Linked DNA regions of Homo sapiens: region 1 is linked to region 2. Evidence: read pairs that join two places in POLR2A ChIA-PET (ENCODE). Cell type or tissue: Panc1. All regions are shown on one strand.

Region 1 (4,000 bases), 400 kb after region 2:
AGTGAGCGCCTGTAGTCCCAGCTACTCAGGAGGCTGAGGCAGTAGAATCACTTGAGCCCAGGAGGCGGAGGTTTCAGTGAGCTGAGAGCATGCCATTGCACTCCAGCCTGGGCGACAGAGCAAGACTCCGTCTCAGAAAAAAATTATAATAAAAATAAATGCAGAAAGAGTAAGTTGAGATAGCCACTGTAGATGGGTCTTTTGAGGAGTTTTGCTGCAGAAAATATCAGAGAAATGGGATCATGCCTGGAGGTGGATGGAATACGGGGACAAGGGAGTTTTTGTTTTTTCTTTTAAAATGATTATTATTGAGGCATATTAGTATGCTAATAAGGAGAATCCAGTACAGAGAAAAAAAGTATGCACAATGAAAGACAGGGAATAATAGCAGGTGAAGATCCTTAGTTGGCAAGAGAGCATGGGGTACGGGTAAAAAATGGAGGTACCACCCTGTCTCTGCCAGGGGCTCTGTCTAGGCGGCTGTGAGAGTGAAGAAATCCTCTTCCAACCGACGATGTTCCTCAGTGAAAAAGGAAGGAAGGGCATTCCAGGTCTATATTTTATCATTTAAAAAAAAAAAAAAAAAAGGAGCAAGGGCATCTGTCAGTGAAGAGTGAGGGAGTGTCAGAGATTTTAGGAGAGGAGAGAAGATGAGAAATGCTCAATGAGGAGGAGAGTGGAGTGAACTGAGCGCAGAAGCAATGCCAGAAATCAGTTGGCCCCTTTGGAGGGCTGCCTTCATGGAATTAAAGGAGTGCCAGGTGGGGCGCCTCACGCCTGTAATCCCAGCACTTTGGGAGGCCAAGGCGGGCGGATCACCTGAAATCAGGAGGTCGAGACCAGCCTGGCCAACATGGTGAAACCTGGTCTCTACTAAAAGTACAAAACTTAGCCAGGCGTGGTGGTAGGCGTCTGTAATCCCAACTACTTGGAAGGCTGAGGCAGGAGAATCGCTTGAACCCGGGAGGCGGAGGTTGCAGTGAGCTGAGATCGCGCCATTGCACTCCAGCCTGGGTGACAAGAGCGAAATTCCGTCTCAAAAAAAAAAAAAGAAGTACCGACAGTCAGCTCTCTTCAGTGCCTCAGGAGGGTGTGGAAGACGCGAAGCTCTGGATTTAATCAAAGTTGGAGTTTGGTTAGGAAAATACAGTGAGGGGGCGGGACACCGAAAGTGAAGGATGTATGCAAGGGAGCGATTAGAAACACGTGCGTCAGAACACCAGCGGGAGCTTGATGAAAATTTAGGAGGTGGTGGTGGTCGAGCGGGATGGTTGAAATGTAAATTTTGGAGGGATGTGGGAATTAATAAGGACAACGTCTATGACATGACCGTGGAGCGGCTACCGCGCGGGGGTAGAAATTACTGGAGAAGAGACCAGGGATCAAGAGGTGGAAGAGCTGGATGGATTGTCTACGTGGATTTCGGAGCCTGTTATTTTGGCAGTCACCTTTCTAATTTTCTAAATTCTTACTTGTTCCCCTTTGAAAAGCATTCTGTTCTTGTTCTGTGGCTATAAAATTTTCTGAATCTTTCTAAGGATATTAGAGCGTCTCCCTCTCTCTCTCTCCACACACACACACACACACACACACACACACACACTTTTGTTCTTCAAATCATCTTTTTCTTTGGAGTTGGTTGCACTCCTGGTTTATCTAGATCATTCTCATTTGATGAAACACCGTGGTGAAAACCCTCCTACCTAGTGCTTCGCCCTCATCACGATTATCCATGTGGTGAGTCTTTAAAGGCCAGGTGACGGCCCTTCCCCCTCTCCTGGGAAATCACGCCAGCGCTGATCCTGCTAGGAGAGGGGAGAGGGGAGAGAATATGAATGAGACCTTGAAAGCAGAAGCCTCACTTTGGGGTCATATTTGGAAAAGCCCCTGTCTTCAGCAGCCACAGAAGCTCCCCCTGGGACCTCCTCAAGCCAGGAGCAGGCTGTGAGAGGTTTCCCTGGAATGGGGGTCTGGGTGCCCCCCACCCCCGTTTCCACCTCCCGCCTGCACCGCCGGGAGCTCCGGAGGAGTTCCCGGGGACCTAGAAACAGCGGCGAGAGCGTGAGAGGGGAAGAGCTGGGGGTCCGGGCCAAAAGGAGGATGGAGGGGCTAGGCTTCTAGAGCGTGGGAAGGGGTCCCAGGGACCGAGCCAAGTGGAAGGCTTGTCCAGGCCCCCGCCTGCTCCCCTGGATCTGGAGGGAGCCTCCACGTGCTTCCGGCTGGGGCGGCACCGCGCAGTGCCGGGAGCGCCCACGAGGGGGCGCGCGAGCTCGGCGGCGGCGGCGGCGCCCCAGCGGGAGCGGGAGGCCGCGGGGCACAAAGAGTGGCGGGGCGGACCCTGGGGCGCCCGGGTTCCCTGTCCCGTGGGTCCCCAGCAAACCGCAGCGGTAGGAGAGGTGGGCTTTGCCTCTGAAGCACAGCAGGCCCTTAACAAGTTTTCACGGACTGAATGCGTGAGCTATGTAAGCCCTGCCGCATCGCGACGTTAGAGGTTTCCCAAGTTACGCCCCCGCAGGCGCTCTGATGCTGACATATTAAAAGAAGCCCGGAGGAAGAGGGCGACGCACGCGGGTGGCTTTAGGCCGCCTATTTGGGGAATAAATGACAGAAGGGGCGTGGTGGGGTGGGGAGGAAGCGGGTCCCCGCGCCCTGGGTTCCGATTCTGGCCCGAGGCTCAGCTAGGATGGCCCCAGATCCCAGAGAACGTCCTACCTAGTGCCCGTTTCTACACCTCCCCCTCCCGCCCCAGAGTTACGGGTTAAGGAGAAAGACTTGGTCAGAGAAAACGTGAGACGGCGCCGGGGCAGGGACCCTCCTCCCGCAGCACACATCCCACCCTCCTTGCTCAGACACAGGCTTTTTCTGGCTGCTTGTGCTTCTAGGAGGCGCCACTGCGGGAGTCAGCCGTAGGAGGGGTGGGCTTTGCCTCTGAAGCACAGCAGGCCCTTAACAAGTTTTCACGGACTGAATGCATGAGCTATGTACGCCCTGCAGCACCGCGACGTTAGGACCCCCTTCTCCAGGAGGGGTCCTTAACCAGCTCCCCCTCCTCTGTGGTGATGACAGTGACAACCCCAGGTTCAAATCCCTGTTAACCGGCCGGGCGCGGCGGATCATGCCTGTAATCCCAGCACTTTGGGAGGCCGAGACGCGCGGATCACGAGGTCAGGAGATCGAGACCATCCTGGCTAACACGGTGAAACCCCGTCTCTACTAAAAATACAAAAAAAAAAAAAAAATTAGCCGGGCCTGGTGGCGGGCGCCTGTAGTCCCAGCTACTCGGGAGGCTGAGGCAGGAGAATGGCGTGAACCCAGGAGGCGGAGGTTGCAGTGAGCCGAGATCGCGCCACTGCACTCCAGCCTGGGCGACAGAGCAAGACTCCGTCTCAAAAAAAAAAAAATCCCTGTTAACCACCTGGGGGAACTCTCCAGGGCCCCCTTTCTCCCCAGTTACACTGAGTCATGGGACTAATTAAGGCACCTGCCACAGGAATCATTGTGAGGGTTAAATGAGGCGCTCGAGGCAGCTGGAAAGGGAGAATCCTGTCTGGGAAAGGAGGCAGCTGGGCCTGGGACATCGGCCTGGGGCACGGGACTCCCCTGGGCCATGTAAGAGCTGGCCTTACCTGGCCCGTCCAGTGGAGGCTCAGCTAGAGGGATAAGCTCTCAGCTGGTAACAATGGCGGCTGCCAGTTTTCTGCTTGGGTAAGAGGTGGGCACCAGCCCTGTGAGCGGCCTTCATTGCCTCATAGAGTTTTGGAGAGTTGCACGTGCCGTGGGCCATAAACTTCAGCCATGAGTAAACATCACACAGAACCCTGTGCTTAGAGGCCCCTCCTCTGGGTTCTTGCAAACATATTGGTCAACTAATATGTCTCTGGCACGTGCTAAATGCTACAGCGGCAGGAATTCCTGACTCACATTTCTTTCTGCCTTTCGTGCCCTCCCCCAGATAGCTGCGTGGCTCTATAACTTCCTTCCAGTTTCTGCTCAAATGAAC
Region 2 (4,000 bases):
GGTCTTCTCCTTAGTATTGAGTGGACTTCTTCCTAAGCTCCTGTTTTTCAGGATTTCCACTATCTACCAGAAGCTGTAACTGGCTGTCTTTGTTACTGTAACACGTGCTTTCTTATTTTAACATATTTTTACAAATGAAAATATTTCCTACAACCACTTTTGGAGGCACCATAATTTATATCAAGAGAGGCTCTAGGGCTGGGCATGGTGGCTCATGCCTGTAATCCTAGCACTTTGGGAGGCCGAGAGAGGAGGATTGCTTCAGGCTAGGAGTTCCAGGCCAGCCCTGGCAACATAGTGAGACCCCCATCTCTATAAAAAAGAAAAATATACCTTTAATTTAAAAAAAAGAGGCTGTAACTTTTCTAAAGGGTGACCTGTTTTTTTTTGTTGTTGTTGTTGTTTTTTTGGAGACAGAGTCTCACTCTGTTGCCCAGGCTGGAGTGCAGTGGCACGATCTTGGCTCACTGCAACTTCCACCTCCCGGGTTCAAGTGATTCTCGTGCCTCAGCCTCCCAACTAGCTGGGATTACAGGCATGTGCCACTATGCCTGGCTAATTTTTGTATTTTTAGTAGAGATGGGGTTTCACTGTGTTGACCAGGCTGGTCTCAAACTCCTGACCTCAGGTGATCCCCCGCCCGCCCCAGCCTCCCAAAGTGCTGGGATTACAGGTGTGGGCCACCGTGCCCAGCCTGACCTGTATCTTTTAAATTGTCTTGTCTCCTTTCTGAAGTTTTCCTGGCAATGATCTCATGGTTTAAAAGAGTGAGGCCAACTCTGTGCAGAGACTGAATTCTCCCTTTTTAATAGAGTCTCAATACTAGTCATTTTTGTACAGTTTCTGAGCCCTGAGAGTACCTGCTTCTAAATAGTTCATTGTCAATTTAATTTTCATTCATTATTTTCACACATTAACCCCAATAGATAGATGGCTTGCGTTTCTGCTTTCATCTTCTCTGCCCTAGAAATTTTCCTGATTATAAATGTGACATAATCACTTTATAAATTTGGGAAAATTTAAAGAAGAAAATACAAATTACTTAAATTTAACTGCCCAGAGGCAACATCACAACTGTTAATAATCGCAAGGCCTTCTCACTAGCTTCTCTGTTCATGTTTTATAACTGAGAATTTCTTCTGGCCTTTAAATAATTTCCTGAAACATGATTTTTAATGGCTATGCAGTTGTTAATGTGGACGTGTCATAATTTAACCAGCTTTCACCTATTTTTGGATATATCAGTTATTTCCAATTTTTATGATTATATCTTTGTTCTTAAAATGAAAATTTGCCTTGAAGTACAAAGCATTAAACGGTCTGTTCAGATCAGAGGTAGCTCTTAGGTAAGTTGTGCTGTCGTACAATGTATGCGGTTTGTACCACAGATACATGTTCCCAGAGGGGCTGATATTTAGTCCTGCTGGCAGTACACTCTCTAATCACCTAATTCCTTATCTATTTGTGTTATTTAGAAGCAGGCTGTGATCCAGGCCCTTTGTGTTTTGTTGCCAGAATGCCCATCCCCCCAAACAGCTGAACTTGCTGCTTCTGAAATAAAGGGTAGAGTGGATAGGTACATCTTCTCCTGGGGACCACTGCTCTTTTCTGTTGCCCTGGCTGGGAACCGGTGAGATGTTTTATGGGAACACAAAGGCTCCCGTGGCAGCTTCATGCATGCAGCCTGCAGTATTTACTTGTTTTGGCCGATAAGCTGCTCTGTCGGGTACTTCTACAGTGCACTTGTGAGTATTTGCACAATTACATTACAGATTATTAAATTGCCCCCTATTGTGATAAAAACAGTCACCCCCAAGTAAGTGTATGTAAAGCAATTATATGTAATTAAAATATAAGAGCATAAGTGACCAGTAGATAATTAAAATCACTGTTGCTAAAGAAATATACCACACCCTGACCTTGAGGAGGATGATGCTGCCAGTTCAGGGTTGGCAGGAAATCAGACAAATGAGGGTTCTCCCCAGCTGTTCTGTCTACTGTGCGTGAAGTCTGAGTACTGTCAACCTAGTCTTGTTTGTTCTCAAGAAGTGGTATGGTGGCAGGGCATGGTGGCTCATGCTTGTAATCCCAGCACTTTGGGAGGCCAAGGCAGGTGGATCACCTGAGGTCAGGAGTTTGAGACCAGCCTGGCCAACATGGCGAAACGCCATCTCTACTGAAAATACGAAAATTAGCTGGGTGTGGTGGCGGGCACCTGTAATCCTAGCTACTTGGGAGGCTGAGACAGGAGAATCGCTTGAACCTGGGAGGCAGAGGTTGCAGGGAGCCGAGATCACAACATTGCACTCCAGCCTGGGCGATAAGAATGAGACTGTGTCTCAAAGAAGTGGTATGGTATGTATAGGGGGGTTATGGCTCACATTGTTGAGATCTCTACAGGTTTAGTATCCCCTGTCTAAAGTGGTTGGGACCAGAAGTGATTCGGATTTTGGATTTTGGAGTATTTGAATGTGCTCACTAGATGAGGATCCCTAGTAGGAAAATCTGAAATCTGAAATGTTCCCATGAGTATTTCTTTTGAGTATTATGTTGGCATTCAAAGAGTTTCAGCAGTTGAGCATTTTGATTTTTGGATTAGGGATACTCAACCTGTATAACCTAGAGTCCGCATCTCAAATACACTTTAAGGCAAGAGGGCAGCCATTGACAAATGCAGACCCAGGGACAGTGTACTGTCTGTGTTCCATGTCACTCAACAATTGAGCTGCTCATTTTTTACTGGCTTAATATTCTGGTTTGATGCCTGGAAAGCATAGAGAATGTTACAGTAATCCAACCCAGAAGTGACTATAACTCTATATGGTTAGCATGTATATGGCATTATGAGAAAACACTCTCAGATCCTCTAGAGTGTTCACATGTTCAGCTTTGTATCTTCTCTAATTATTTTTCATGTGTCCTTTCTCACTGTGGGCAGCTTCTCCTCCCACCCCCAAGGACTGGTAGGTACATTGATTACTCCTAGTGCATTCTCTTAGCCACTGGAAGTCTCGCTCTGGCCTTCCTAAAAGGTGTTTCTTTTTTTTTTTTCTTTTTTTTTTTTTTTGAGATGGAGTTTTGCTCTTGTTGCCCAGGCTGGAGTGCAATGGCGCGATCTCGGCTCACTGCAACCTCCCAGGTTCAATCGATTCTCTTGCCTCAGCCTCCTAAGTAACTGGTATTACAGGCACCTGCCACCACGCTTGTCTAATTTTTTGCATTTTTAGTAGAGAGGGGTTTCACCACGTTGGCCAGGCTGGTCTTGAACTCCTGACCTCAGGTGATCCACCGGCCTCAGACTCCCAAAGTGCTGGGATTACAGGTGTGGGCCAGTGCTTCCGGCCCTGAAAGTTGTTTTTTTAAGGCTAACGTGTTTATCTGGGAGAAGTCCATTGGTAGGAGGGGAGAAGACCCAAATGAAAGTTGCATCTGTTTGCTGCTTTTTCCCTGAGGTCTTTTTCTTAACTCTCTTCCTCTCAGAGAGGATCATCTCTTCAGATAAACAGGCTCCAGGGAACCTAGGAGACCAGGGGAGGATGGGGGAGGTAAGAGCTAAGTTACCAGTTTCTGGCTTGCTTTAGGGGGTCACCCTGTATGACCCTCCAGGGTGGTCTCCCACTCATTCTTCCTACCTTCCTGCCTCCACTTGAATACTTTCCCCCTGTTCCTCTCTTTCTGGCTCTGGAGAGCTAGCCTTACGAGCCAGTAGAGGGCTTTGGAAGGACACTTGCAGGGTGTGTTTGTGTGATGCACAGGAAGTGTGAGTGGAGATATTTTAATTTGTGCACAGGTGTGTAGCTTGGAGCGACATTGGCTCCCTCTGGTTCAGTTCTGATGAAACAGAGCAGTGGGTTTGTGCTGAAATGTGTCTGCAGTTTCAGTAAGAGAAAGAATGGGTTCAGGGCTGGTGATCATTCAGTGATACTGTGTCATTTGTATAGGTCCTTCCCTGTGGTTCTGAAGAATAAATTAGTATCTTGGTCATTTGAAAAAGTAATTT

Evidence for each region. Peaks named below come from ENCODE experiments on the same cell type or tissue, not always from the same donor. Only the 100,000 strongest peaks of a DNase experiment are listed, where the experiment ranks them.
Region 1: POLR2A ChIA-PET joins it to region 2 with 5 read pairs; 2 of 35 experiments call an interaction of 5 or more read pairs at or near these places.

Annotation. Positions count from the first base shown.
Region 1 is chr7:128,133,590-128,137,589 of GRCh38, forward strand. No RefSeq gene overlaps it. Among named protein-coding and RNA genes, the nearest start is that of MIR593, 54 kb to the left of the region's middle. RefSeq lists a silencer at 2,152-2,341 and an enhancer at 2,277-2,851. In Panc1, CTCF peaks have their summits at 2,257 (motif pointing right) and 2,514; a DNase peak (open chromatin) is centred at 2,492; H3K4me3 peaks cover 1,332 bases; H3K27ac peaks cover 344 bases.
Region 2 is chr7:127,735,235-127,739,234 of GRCh38, forward strand. All of the region lies in intron 10 of SND1 (staphylococcal nuclease and tudor domain containing 1), which reads left to right. Among named protein-coding and RNA genes, the nearest start is that of SND1, 85 kb to the left of the region's middle. RefSeq lists a silencer at 193-407. In Panc1, no CTCF peak of the experiment used is centred here; no DNase peak of the experiment used is centred here.